2 separate regions of the Homo sapiens genome follow, and region 2 is linked to region 1. A link is an interaction called in ENCODE POLR2A ChIA-PET data of the cell type or tissue named here. Cell type or tissue: Caco-2. All regions are shown on one strand. Each heading gives the region's core, and the rest is flanking DNA. Links, peaks and the distances in the headings are about the cores only. Region 1 has its middle 210 kb from the start of CDH5. Region 2 has its middle 40 kb from the start of CDH5.

Evidence for each region. Peaks named below come from ENCODE experiments on the same cell type or tissue, not always from the same donor. Only the 100,000 strongest peaks of a DNase experiment are listed, where the experiment ranks them.
Region 2: POLR2A ChIA-PET joins it to region 1 with 5 read pairs; 1 of 35 experiments calls an interaction of 5 or more read pairs at or near these places.

What each region holds. Positions count from the first base shown.
Region 1 is chr16:66,150,226-66,155,598 of GRCh38, reverse strand. No RefSeq gene overlaps it. Among named protein-coding and RNA genes, the nearest start is that of CDH5, 210 kb to the left of the region's middle. In Caco-2, for the core only: no CTCF peak of the experiment used is centred there; a DNase peak (open chromatin) is centred at 2,708.
Region 2 is chr16:66,324,312-66,329,684 of GRCh38, reverse strand. No RefSeq gene overlaps it. Among named protein-coding and RNA genes, the nearest start is that of CDH5, 40 kb to the left of the region's middle. RefSeq lists an enhancer at 4,650-5,187. In Caco-2, for the core only: a CTCF peak has its summit at 4,706 (motif pointing left); DNase peaks (open chromatin) are centred at 2,544, 2,959 and 4,709.

The DNA.
Region 1 (5,373 bases), core at 183-5,182:
CTCTGTACTAGGTATTGTACGTAGGGAAGAAAAGGGTGCCATTGGTGGAACTCTTCAGAGACTGCAGGGAGAGCTCTGGGTTAGAAAACACAGGGCATGCAGTCTGGGAAGGTCATTTCCCCTCCTTGGGATTCAGATCCATATGTAATAGGGAGAAACCAATATCATCTCCTTCATCGCATACTGGGGGACTAACCAAAAGGGCAGGGGTGAAAGGGCGTGTGTAAAGGCCATCTGCAAACAATGAGGCTTTAATTATGATTGAACCATTGGTGTCCACTGAAGGTCATCTTTGATAGTGTTCCCTGTCCCCGTCAAAGCTCACTGGGGTTTCCACAGGATGACTTGATGGGAGACGTTTGACCAAACTTGGCTTGTCTTGGGGGACTGAGCAGCTCTCCAGCACAATTCCTTGGAAGAGAGGGGCCTGTTGCTATTGTCCATCAATGGATTCTCCACCTAGAGCCAGCCCTCTACATTCCCATTCTGCGGAACTGTATCCTGCCTGAAGAATTGCTAACCATCTGGCCCACGCAGCCACATGCCAGAGGATTATCTTCAGTGTGCGAACAGCAGAGATTCAGAGGCTGGGAGGAAGCATTTTAATCTCGACGAGGGAGGCGGTGCAAATGGTTAGATACCAGAAGACCTCAGTGCGTCCCTTGAGAATCTGGAAAGTATTCTTATTTTAAAAATATCACTGACTTTTGCGATTTCTGAGCCCAGATGCCCCTGTTGAGCTTCCTGATTATTTCTTCCTTGAGGGGTTTTTTTTTTTTTTTTTATCATTATGGTCTTAACTTCAAAGATGACCTGATTAGCTGCCAACCACAAGCTTCCTGGCAGAGTGGGGAGCTTTCCCCCTTCTAGCCTGGAGCTTTCAAGGTGGCTGGGGCAGGGCATTCTATGTGCCATACATCCATGTGCATATATACACACATACCTATATGTGACTTTCCTCTCTGGGAAGATGGGAAGGCCTCAAGCTTGGCTTAAGAGTGCAAACCGGCCAGGTGTGCTGGCTCACGGCTGTAATCCCAGCACTTTGGGAGGCTGAGCGGGGTGGATTACCTGAGGTCAGGAGTTCGAGACCAGTCTGGCCAACATGGTAAAACTCTGTCTCTACTAAAAATAAAAAATTATCTGGGTGTGGTGGCACACGCCTATAATCCCAGCTACTTGGGAGGCTGAGGCAGGGGAATTGCTTGAACCCAGGAGATGGAGATTGCAATGAGCTGAAATGGTGCTACTGCACTCCAGCCTGGGCAACAGAGTCAGACTCTATCTCAAGAAAAAAAAAAAAAAGAGTGCAAACCACATGAGCCAGTTACTTTCATGCAAAGGTATTAATGAGGGTCTACCTAGAGCAAGCATGGTGCTTGTTAATGGGGGGAACAAAGTCATTGCTAGTAGATGATGACCAAAGAGTGATGGGGAAAGAGGTAAATACATGGTTGATGACATAAGAATGCCAAAGAAATGTCCCCAAGCCTGCTTGGTGTGTGGCTGGAGGAGAGGCATTGGAGCAGATCCTTAAAACGGGTTGGAGGCTGTAGGTGTGGAAAGGGCACACGGACATTTCAGCAGGGGGTGCAGAGTGGATGAAGAGAGGCCTGATCTTGGTGAGAAGTTCTGGTGTGTACCGAAGAGGCCAGTGGTAAAGGAGTTTGTGTGTGAGGCTGGGGAAGGGGTAGAGGCCAGACTGGGAGGGCCTGAAACACCAAGGAGGAAGCTGATGCTGTCAAGCCTGCATTTTGGAAAGACCTACTGTTTGAACACCTCTTGTGAGGGGAAGCTCAGTACCTCTGGGACAGCCCGTTCTACCTTCATCTGTGACCAACACAAAGTTCTTCCTGTGAGCAAGCCAGTGCCTATTCTTGGCCTTGGAGATGCCTGCAGGATAAACCTATGCCATACTTGGCCCTTCCATCCCTGTTTTAGACTTAACAGAATTCTGAGCGTTTGTTTTTTTTAGATCAGCACTATAATTTCTTTTTACAGTGACCATTGTAATAGTTAGGCATGTGCACAGAACTTCTGGAACTTTCTATCAATGACCTAGGTTGGCCTACTATAGGCAACATCATCCAAATTCATCTTCACAGTTTGCCTAGGGGCAAAGAGCTTGGGGTTTGGTGTTCGACAGTCCTGATTTTGAATCCTATCTCAGCTATTTTGTAGCTTCCTGGCACTGAACAAGTGACTTTCTTAGAGTCCAGCTTCCTCAGCCTGCCACAGGGGGTTACTGTGAAAGCCAATAACACAAATAACACATACAAATCACTCTGCTCTGGTTAAGGGGTCTCTCTCTTCCCAGGCAGTTGAGAGGGAGTTTTGGAAGATTCTTGGGCAGTGCTGTCATTGAGAAGATTCCAGAGCCCCTGACCTCTTTTCAATCCTCTTACTCCCCTCAAACCTGTTTATGTGTTTTCTGATGAAAACAGGCTGCTTGCGAAAGTCTTGCTCCTGTTTCTGTCAGCGTATTCATTTAAGGCCTGCACTTTTGATTCAGTTTCTGGTGGTTCAGGATTTTGAGCTATGCATTTTGTGGGTTTGGTATGCATGCGAAATATGTATTTTGAAGGCTGCTTTGGTCTGTTTTTAGACAATTCAAATATTTGGATAGTGCATTCCTGTCTTGCCTCTCTTGCCTGTGTTTGGGGGGCCCTGGGATTTGCTCTCCCTGAGCTGTTGACTCTGGTTGTCTCAGCCCTGAATGCCTCCCAGGGTCAGCCTTGCTGGCCACAGGCCTGATTGGGAATCTAGAGCCACCCAATGTTAGAGAAAGGAGACTCCTTAAGGATCACCCAGTTCACACCCCTCCTGTCATAGATGGAGAGATGATGGCCCAGGGACCGGGGTGGGGGTGGGGCTTGTCTAAAGTCACAGGGCAAATGGGAAGCAGAGTGGGTGACACACCCCTCTGCTGGCACCATGCAGGGCGCTGGGGGTACAGGTACTGTTCCTCCCACTGCACTCACCCTCAGGCCTGCACATCTTTCTGTAGGTCCACAACCCCATCACTTATTAATACCCAGGCTGCCTGACCTGCAAATACCCAGAAACTCAAAGCCAGTCAAACAGACCATTGTTTTCTGAACTCCAGTCCTTCTGCCTGGGTTCTGGCTGAGGGGAGCGTTGTGCTATGGTAATGCTCAGGAACCCTGCAAGGAAGGTGGTGAATTCCAGCTGCTCCCTCTCTCCTCTTGGCAGAACATGCATGTCTGGGACAGAGGAGGGAGCAAGAGAAGGATAAAGGGGCCCGTGGGCCAAAGCTTTTACTGGTGTCTAGGGTGATCCCCAAACAAGTTTCTTGTGGGGTGTGCTCTTTAAAACACTTTTAAAAATTTTGATGTTTTAGAGACATGGTCTCACTCTGTTGCCCAAGCTGGAGTGATCATAGTTCACTGAAACCTCAAACTCCTGGGCTCAAGCAATCCTCCTGCTTATCCCGGCTTCCTAAGTAACTGGGACTACAGGTACACACCACCACACCCAAATAATTTTTAAATATTTTTTACTGATGGAGTCTTGCTATGTTGCCCAGGCTGGCCTCAAACTCCTGGCCTCAAGCGATCCTCCTGCCTAGACTTCCCAAAGTATTGGGATTGCACGCATGAGCCACCATGCTGGACCCCGTGGGGTGTTCTAATTGGTGGGTTTGGGGCAAGCAAGCATGATTTCCGTGGGGTCATCCCTGTGCCATGCCATCTGCAAAGTTCACGCAGGGTGTGGGGGTCAGTGTGGCGAGGCAAGGAGGTTGTGTTTAGCTATCTTATAGGGAGGTGGTCACCAGGAGGTGGATGTATAGGGCAGGTATCTGGATCCACCCCTTTGAGGAACTGGGAGGAGGCAGAGAACTGGAAACTGTGTCCTGGGTGAATGAACCCTGCTTCTGGTCTGAGAAAGTTAAGCCTTTATAATGCTACAGCAACATAAAATAAGAATTCATTCCAACTCTGGTGGCTTTGCTTCTCCCGGCCTTGGCTGCCTGGGCCACCTACTAACCAACAGGGCACACAGGGAGGGTCCCCTTTCCCTTGCTCTGGAGCTTCCTGTGGGGTCCAGCTAGCCTCTGCTTGCGGTCCCACCCTTGCCGGGCCCCTTCCCTTCCCTGCCCTGTCCTTCTCTCACCGCTCCCTCCCAAGAGCGTTTCCTCACTGCCTCAGTGCATCCAAATCCTGCCCTGCGCTCTGCTTCCAGGGAATCTGCCCTAGGTCACTTTCCCTTCTGCCCTTTTTCCTTTTTCTTCCTCATTTTCTTTCTTGCCAGAAAATCAGCTGAATCAGGAGAGTTTAAATCAGGGGAGTGGCCAGCAGCACTAGATGCAGAAGGCAGAAACAAAATCAAAACGAAAGCGTGTTTATTGGCTTTGGCCTTTAGAAAGTTTATTGGTAACTCCTAACAGTCTAATTGAATATCAAGGAACAGTTAAACTTCACCTTTCTCCTTTACTGCTGGGCATGTAAATCTTAAGGAAACAATCTTTAATGGTGGGAAAATGCCGGGCAAGTCAATTCCTTTGTCTTAGCCTTAGTTTTTCCACCTGCAAATTAAGGCTTTTGAGCTAGACGATCTATCCAAAATTCTGTGATTATACAAATGTATTCTTGCATAACCTTATGCAAGTGAGAACATTCCTGTTTACCAAGCTTTCAGTTTGTGGCCTAGCACAGTGCTGAGCAGGGTGGGGTGAAGTATCCATTTCCCCTCTCACAGCCACCTTGTGAGACAGGAAGTGTGTTACTTGTAATTGCTGCTTCACTCATGTGTCAGTATGCCAAGGCCTCCCAGGTTTATGTCTCCAGCCTGGATCTTGTCCCTTGAACCAGTTGGGATTGGTCTGTTTCTTCCAACCATAAAATCCCTGACCATGAGAGCATTAAATAACCACAGTGGGGTTAAAACCAGCATGGGAACTCTAGTAGACATTGTAGAATATGCTTCAAGATTATCCCCAACAAGGGATGAGGGAACTGGGGTGTTTATCCACCAAGTCTTGTCCATTATTGGTAGAGAGCTGCTTCTGGGAGGTACCAACTCCCTGGCACTTCTGGTCTGCCCATGTGAGCTGAGCATGGTCCAGTGACCAGAAAAGGCCCTCAGGCAGAGTTGCACGTGCTATAGTGGAAGCTGTAGGGTCTGCATGCTCAGGAGTGGTAAGGACTGAGGGAATATGGGCATGGGTGTGATGCTGGCAATGGCTAGAAGGTCTGAGGGCTGAACCCTTTGACATGGGCAAATTAGAAGGGACAGTTTTGCTTGTGGTGCAGGTGGTTCAGATGGTGCAGAAGCATATTAACAGCTGCATAGCAGGTTGTTAGAATGGGGAAGAGAAGGATCAGAACTGGAGTGAGAATGACTCCACAGTGA
Region 2 (5,373 bases), core at 187-5,186, 170 kb before region 1:
GTGTGGCTCTGTGGACACCTTGATTCGGACATCCTATATTTGTATTTGTGGGCTCTGGCAGCCCTTCTGAGGCAGGTCAGCTGGGTTTGCTCCTCTGCGAGGTTGTCAAAGATGTGCTAACTGGCCTCACCCTCGTGCTGGTGTGAGCATTCCCGAGGTCCTGGGCATGGCTGGCGTCTGGAGGTGAGGCAGAGTATTTTGTGAGGACCTCCTGCTCAGTTCTGGTAGCACCTCCACACCACCCCAATTTCTTTATTAAAGATGGAAGAATTGACCTTATAACCTCTTCTCAGCTCAGTGGCCTGGGAAGGCAAGGTCTGATTGCAGCTTGGCCTGTGTGGCTGGGGAAGGTTGGAGAACCTCTTTGGCCTCCCTGTTTGTGAGTGAGTTAATGGGACTGCATCTGGGTGCTGGTGGCTCTGGGGTGGTGCTTGGAGCTCTGGCAGGGCTACTAACTTTCCATGTGTCCTCAGGCAAGCGCCTTTTCTTCCCTCCCTCAGTTTCCCTATCTGTAAAAGGAGAGAGCTGGATCTACTCCAGGGTTTTTTCTTTTTTTTGAGACAGAGTCTCACTCTGTCACCCAGTCTGGAGTGCAGTGCAGTGGAATGATCTTGGCTCACTGCCACCTCCGCCTCCCAGGTTCAAGAGATTCTCCTGCCTTAGCCTCCCGAGTAGCTGGGATTACAGGCATGTACCATCATGCCAAGCTAATTTTTGTCTGTTTAGTAGAGAACGGGTTTCACCATGTTGGCCAGGCTTGTCTCAAACTCCTGACCTCAGATGATCTGCCTGCCTCAGCCTCCCAAAGTGCTGGGATTACAGGCGTGAGCCACCGTGCCCAGCCTACTCCAGGGGTCTTTATCAACCCCTCCTCCCTGACCTGCCTATGACACCTGCCAAAGCCTCTGTTTCTAGGGCGAGATGAACTTCCATTTAAAACCCTGATTTGAAGCCGATTCCACCAGAAATAGACACAACTTGCAGACCTTACCCGTCTGTGACTGGAAGGGTTCACACACCCCCAGAGGGCCCGTTCTGCTCCCAGAGCCAGCTTCATGCCCCACCCTGGTCCTGCCACGGGTCTCCTCTCTCCTTCAGAAGAGAGCTGAAGGGCAGGGCACAGCCGTGTGGTAGGCAGAGGCAGAGAGGCCTTTGCTCCTGATGAGGTCTTGGAATGACCAGTGGGTGGCCATCTGGCGGGAGGTCTGGATGAGGGCCACATCCGCCTGGCTGGTGGCTGCCTTTGGTGATGGGATGGCCTCCAGTGAGGTCTGTGGATAGAGACGAGGTTTCAGCAAGAGGGGTGGCTCGGTGCGTGGCCGGGTTGGGGCAATGGTTATTCACTACGGGATCTGAACCGGTGTAAATGGGGCAATTTTCTGGTGGTTAGTTTAAAAAAGGACTATGTCTGTGTACGAATGAGATGAAAACCGTTCTCTGCCAAAATCTTAAACACAAAATGCCTAAATGAGTGCTGTAACGACATCAGCTGCGCTGTGTGGTGGGAAGAGCCCTAGCTGGGACACCAGAAGGGACTCAGGCTTCTCATCCTAGGTGTGCCCCAAGTGCTGTGTGACTTAAGCAAGTGTCAGCCCCACTGACCTCAGTTTTCCTGGTAAAGTGGTGAAGCTGACAACCACCCCTCAGGATCACTGTGGCCTCTAGGGATCTCAGTGAAGGTAAAGCCCCCAGCCCAGTGCCTGCCACCCAATGGGTGCCCTCTCTGCCTTCATTCAGCAGAGACTCAGCTGGGCCTGGGCCTGGGACACAGGAGGGAAACACTCCCTCCTGTCCTCTGGAAGCTCACGGCCTACACAGGAATCCAGCCTGGTGCTAAGACCAGTATGGTCAGGGCTGGAGAAGGAGGTACTCCTGGGGGTCTGAGGCATGTCAGAGGTTCTGGGTGGGTGGCAGGGGTGAGGGTGGAGTCAGGGCTGGGTCCCGGACATCCACCAGTGACTAAAGCTGAGCCTGCAAAGGGGGCTGTCTAAGGAAGGCCTCAGGCTGGGGCATTGAAACTTCTGATGGTTTCCTCTGAAGCAGGGACATTTCCCTCAAAGCTTTTCTGGGCAGAGTAGAGAACAAAGGCGTCTGCTATTTACCTGGAGTGGAGATGGGAGGGAAGGGTGACACCCTCCCCAGCTCTGGGGCTACAGACTTGCCTATTGACACTTCCCAGTCAGGCCCCGTTCCTCTCCCTCCCCGCAGAGTGGTTCAGCGGGCACAGGGCTGACCAGCCCACCCTGTCCCCATCAGCATCACCCCACCTCGCTCTCTTGACAGCTGCCTCCTCTGCTCTGCGTGGCCTCTGCCCAGGCGCAAGATGTGTGGAGATTGGATGTGAAGTTCCCTGGGCCAAGCAGATTACATGCACAGGAGGAGCCCGGTGCTATCGGGGACAGCAGTGCATGAGGTCACCGTCCCTCGCTGTCCCCCCACCCCCCACAGGCGATGGACTGATTGGGCTTGACATGTTCATTTGCTGCCTGGTAAAAGTCCATTTGCTGGGCCCGAGCTGGCGCTGGCAGGGTGGGTTTGAAGCAGCTGCAGCAGCTGCTTAGCATGCAGTGTAAATATTAGTCTTTCCCAGAAAGAGGCTCGATGCAATTGTCTTTGGCCGATGGATGTGACCGGGCTGTTTGCCTGCATTCCATCCTGGCCCGCCTGGCTCAGCAGACCCTTCCAGAACCCTGGAGGGCTGAGTGTGGGCCAGCCTGGGTCCAACTTGGGATCCGGCTCCCAGGATACTGGTGGGGAAGTATTCCACTCATGGGCAGAGGAGGGAGAGGTGTGTGGAGCACACCTGATGTTCATGTGTGGGGAGGCCCTATTTCATTCTTGTATCAGCTTCTTCACCTGCAAACCAGGAGCTGTGACCCTCCCGGCTCTGCTTCTAACCCGGCTCCTCTGTCTGTCTGCTCATTCTAGCCTGGTTCACAGTCGCGGCCTGGCTGTGCGCACCCTGTCCCTTTCTGCCCATTCCCTGCCCTGGAGTCCCCAGACCTAGGTGTGAGCCCCGACCTCAACCTTTCCACCCTTCAGTGCACATTACCCTTTGCCCGGCTTCATGCTGGTGCTGGGGCTGTGCTGACAGGCAGAATGGTCAAGGTGATGATGTGCAGGAAGAACTAAACAAAATGATTTTAGTTTCAGGTGCTGTGACAAGGAGGGACTGGGGGGCTCCAGTAACTTCTGTGCTCATGTCCCTGAGAGGACATGAGCTGAGACCTGGGCCTCTGTGACCCTCAGTTTCCTAATCTGTAACATGGTGATGGGGACCCCCGACCCCCCCTGTTGTAATGCATAAGTGAGACTGTGTGTGCAAAGGAGCTGGCACACGGTGGAGCTGGGCCCCAGGGCATCTGAACAATCCCCACCTTCCTGCAGTCTGAATGTTCATACTGGTGACCACGTGGCCTCTACTGTCCTCAGATCAGGGCTTCCCAAACTTCTATGTGAATGAAAATTGTCTGCGGGCCTTGTGAAAATACAGATTCCCAGGCCTGCCACCACTCCCAGTGATTCAGCAGGGCTCGGGCAGGACCCTGAAATCTGCATTTTCATAGGCACCAACGGTGGCATGGGTGGCACATGAAACACAGTCTGAGGATCCTGGTTTAGACATCCCTGCAGAGATCCAGTATCCCTCCCTTAGCCCCTCAAGACTTCACTCAATCAACTAGTGGGGTGGCAGCCTTGGAGAACAGTTTCCCCAGCCCCAGCAGATCTGGGAAAGCAGCTCTGACCCGAGGACCTGTCTGGTCTCAGTCCTGGGCAGGGCTTGCCTGCTGGACCATGTGAAATGCTGTTTTGAAATAACCAGCTGCTCAGAATCCCTAAGTGTCCTGAATTGATTAATACACAGAACGTCTTCTGAGAGTCTGATGGGGAATGTGAAGTATCGCTGCTGGCCCTGGAGTCATGCTGTGGGGGGAAGTAGATGCTGGGTCCAACAAGCCAAAGGGCTTGCTTCATCAACAGGGGAGGAAAATGAGTCCCACTGAGGTGTTGGGGTGGGGAGGGGGGCTGTGGGCTGTGATACTCACCAGGACCCTTTGAGGTGAGCATTGTTAGTGTCTCCATTATGTAAATGAGGACATGGGGTGGGGCATATCTAGGATGTGTTTTGTCCACTCTGAGAGGTCCAGAGGCTCGGCCAGGGGTCCTTCCCCCCGACCCCTACCATTTCCCTCGGCCTTCCTGGTCTGAAGCTCTCTCACAGCCGAGGTGGGGCGTAAGTCACCCAAGTTCTTTCCATGTGAATGGCATCTAATCAGCATGTATCAGGCATGGTAATGTAATAACAGCTGCTAATTATATATCTCACTATTACTCCGCTGCCAGTTGTGGGAATTGAAGCCAGATGATCTGGGACCAGGAGAACTACCCCCTTTCCCCCCCTATATGTTATTTTATTCATGGGGCTGCTATTTTTTTTTTTTTAATTGCAGAATTTGGTCCTATCTGAAATTTGTTCTTCCTGCATAAGCCTGGGCCAGCCCCACCCAGCCAACTGCCAAATCTGCTACAGCCTGGCCCTGGGAAAAAGACAGGAGCCCACCATGGTCCTTGTTTGGGGGGCTACCAGCCAGTGCCAAGGAGGGGTTGACTCACAGGCAGGCAGGGCCATCTGCCTGGGCTCCCTCCTCCCTGGCTGTGGCTGGCGGCTGGAGTCTATTTTCTCCACCATCGCCACCCACTGGTGATTCGCTGTGAATGGCCCAAGGCTGCAGCCCGCATCCTCAACCCCAGCCAGGATCTGCTTAGACAGCAGCAGGGTGAAGGCAGAGTTCCCCCTCCCCCAGCCGCCAGACGAATTACCCCAGTCTGGGCAGCCCCTGGCTCTGCCTCCCCTGCTCCCACCTCCACCTCTTCCTAAAGCCTCTAGGCCTCAGTTTCCCCATTTACAGAATGGAGACACTAACAACACTCACCTCAAAGGGCCCCGATGAGGTTCTCAAGCCTGGGTGCACATTGAGAATCATCAGGGTGATTAAGGCAGGTACTGAGCTTGGGTCTATCCCGAGTCCCTCCTGGATCAATTTCATCAGAATTTCTGGTGTGAGAGATCTGAATATCAGCAGTTAAAAAAAAAAAAAAAAAAAAAAAGGCGGCCGGGCGTGGGGCTCATAGGTGGGCGGATCACCTGAGGTTGGGAGTTTGAGACCAGCCTGGCCAACATGAAGAAACCCTGTCTCTACTAAAAATACAAAATTAGCAGGGCATGGTGCCGGGCGCCTGTAATTCCAGCTACTGGGGAGGCTGAGGCAGGAGAATCACTTGAACCTGGGAGACGGAGGTTGCAGTGAGCTAAGAGTGCGCCATTGCACTCCAGCTTGGGCAACAAGGGTAAACTCTCTCAAAAAAAAAAAA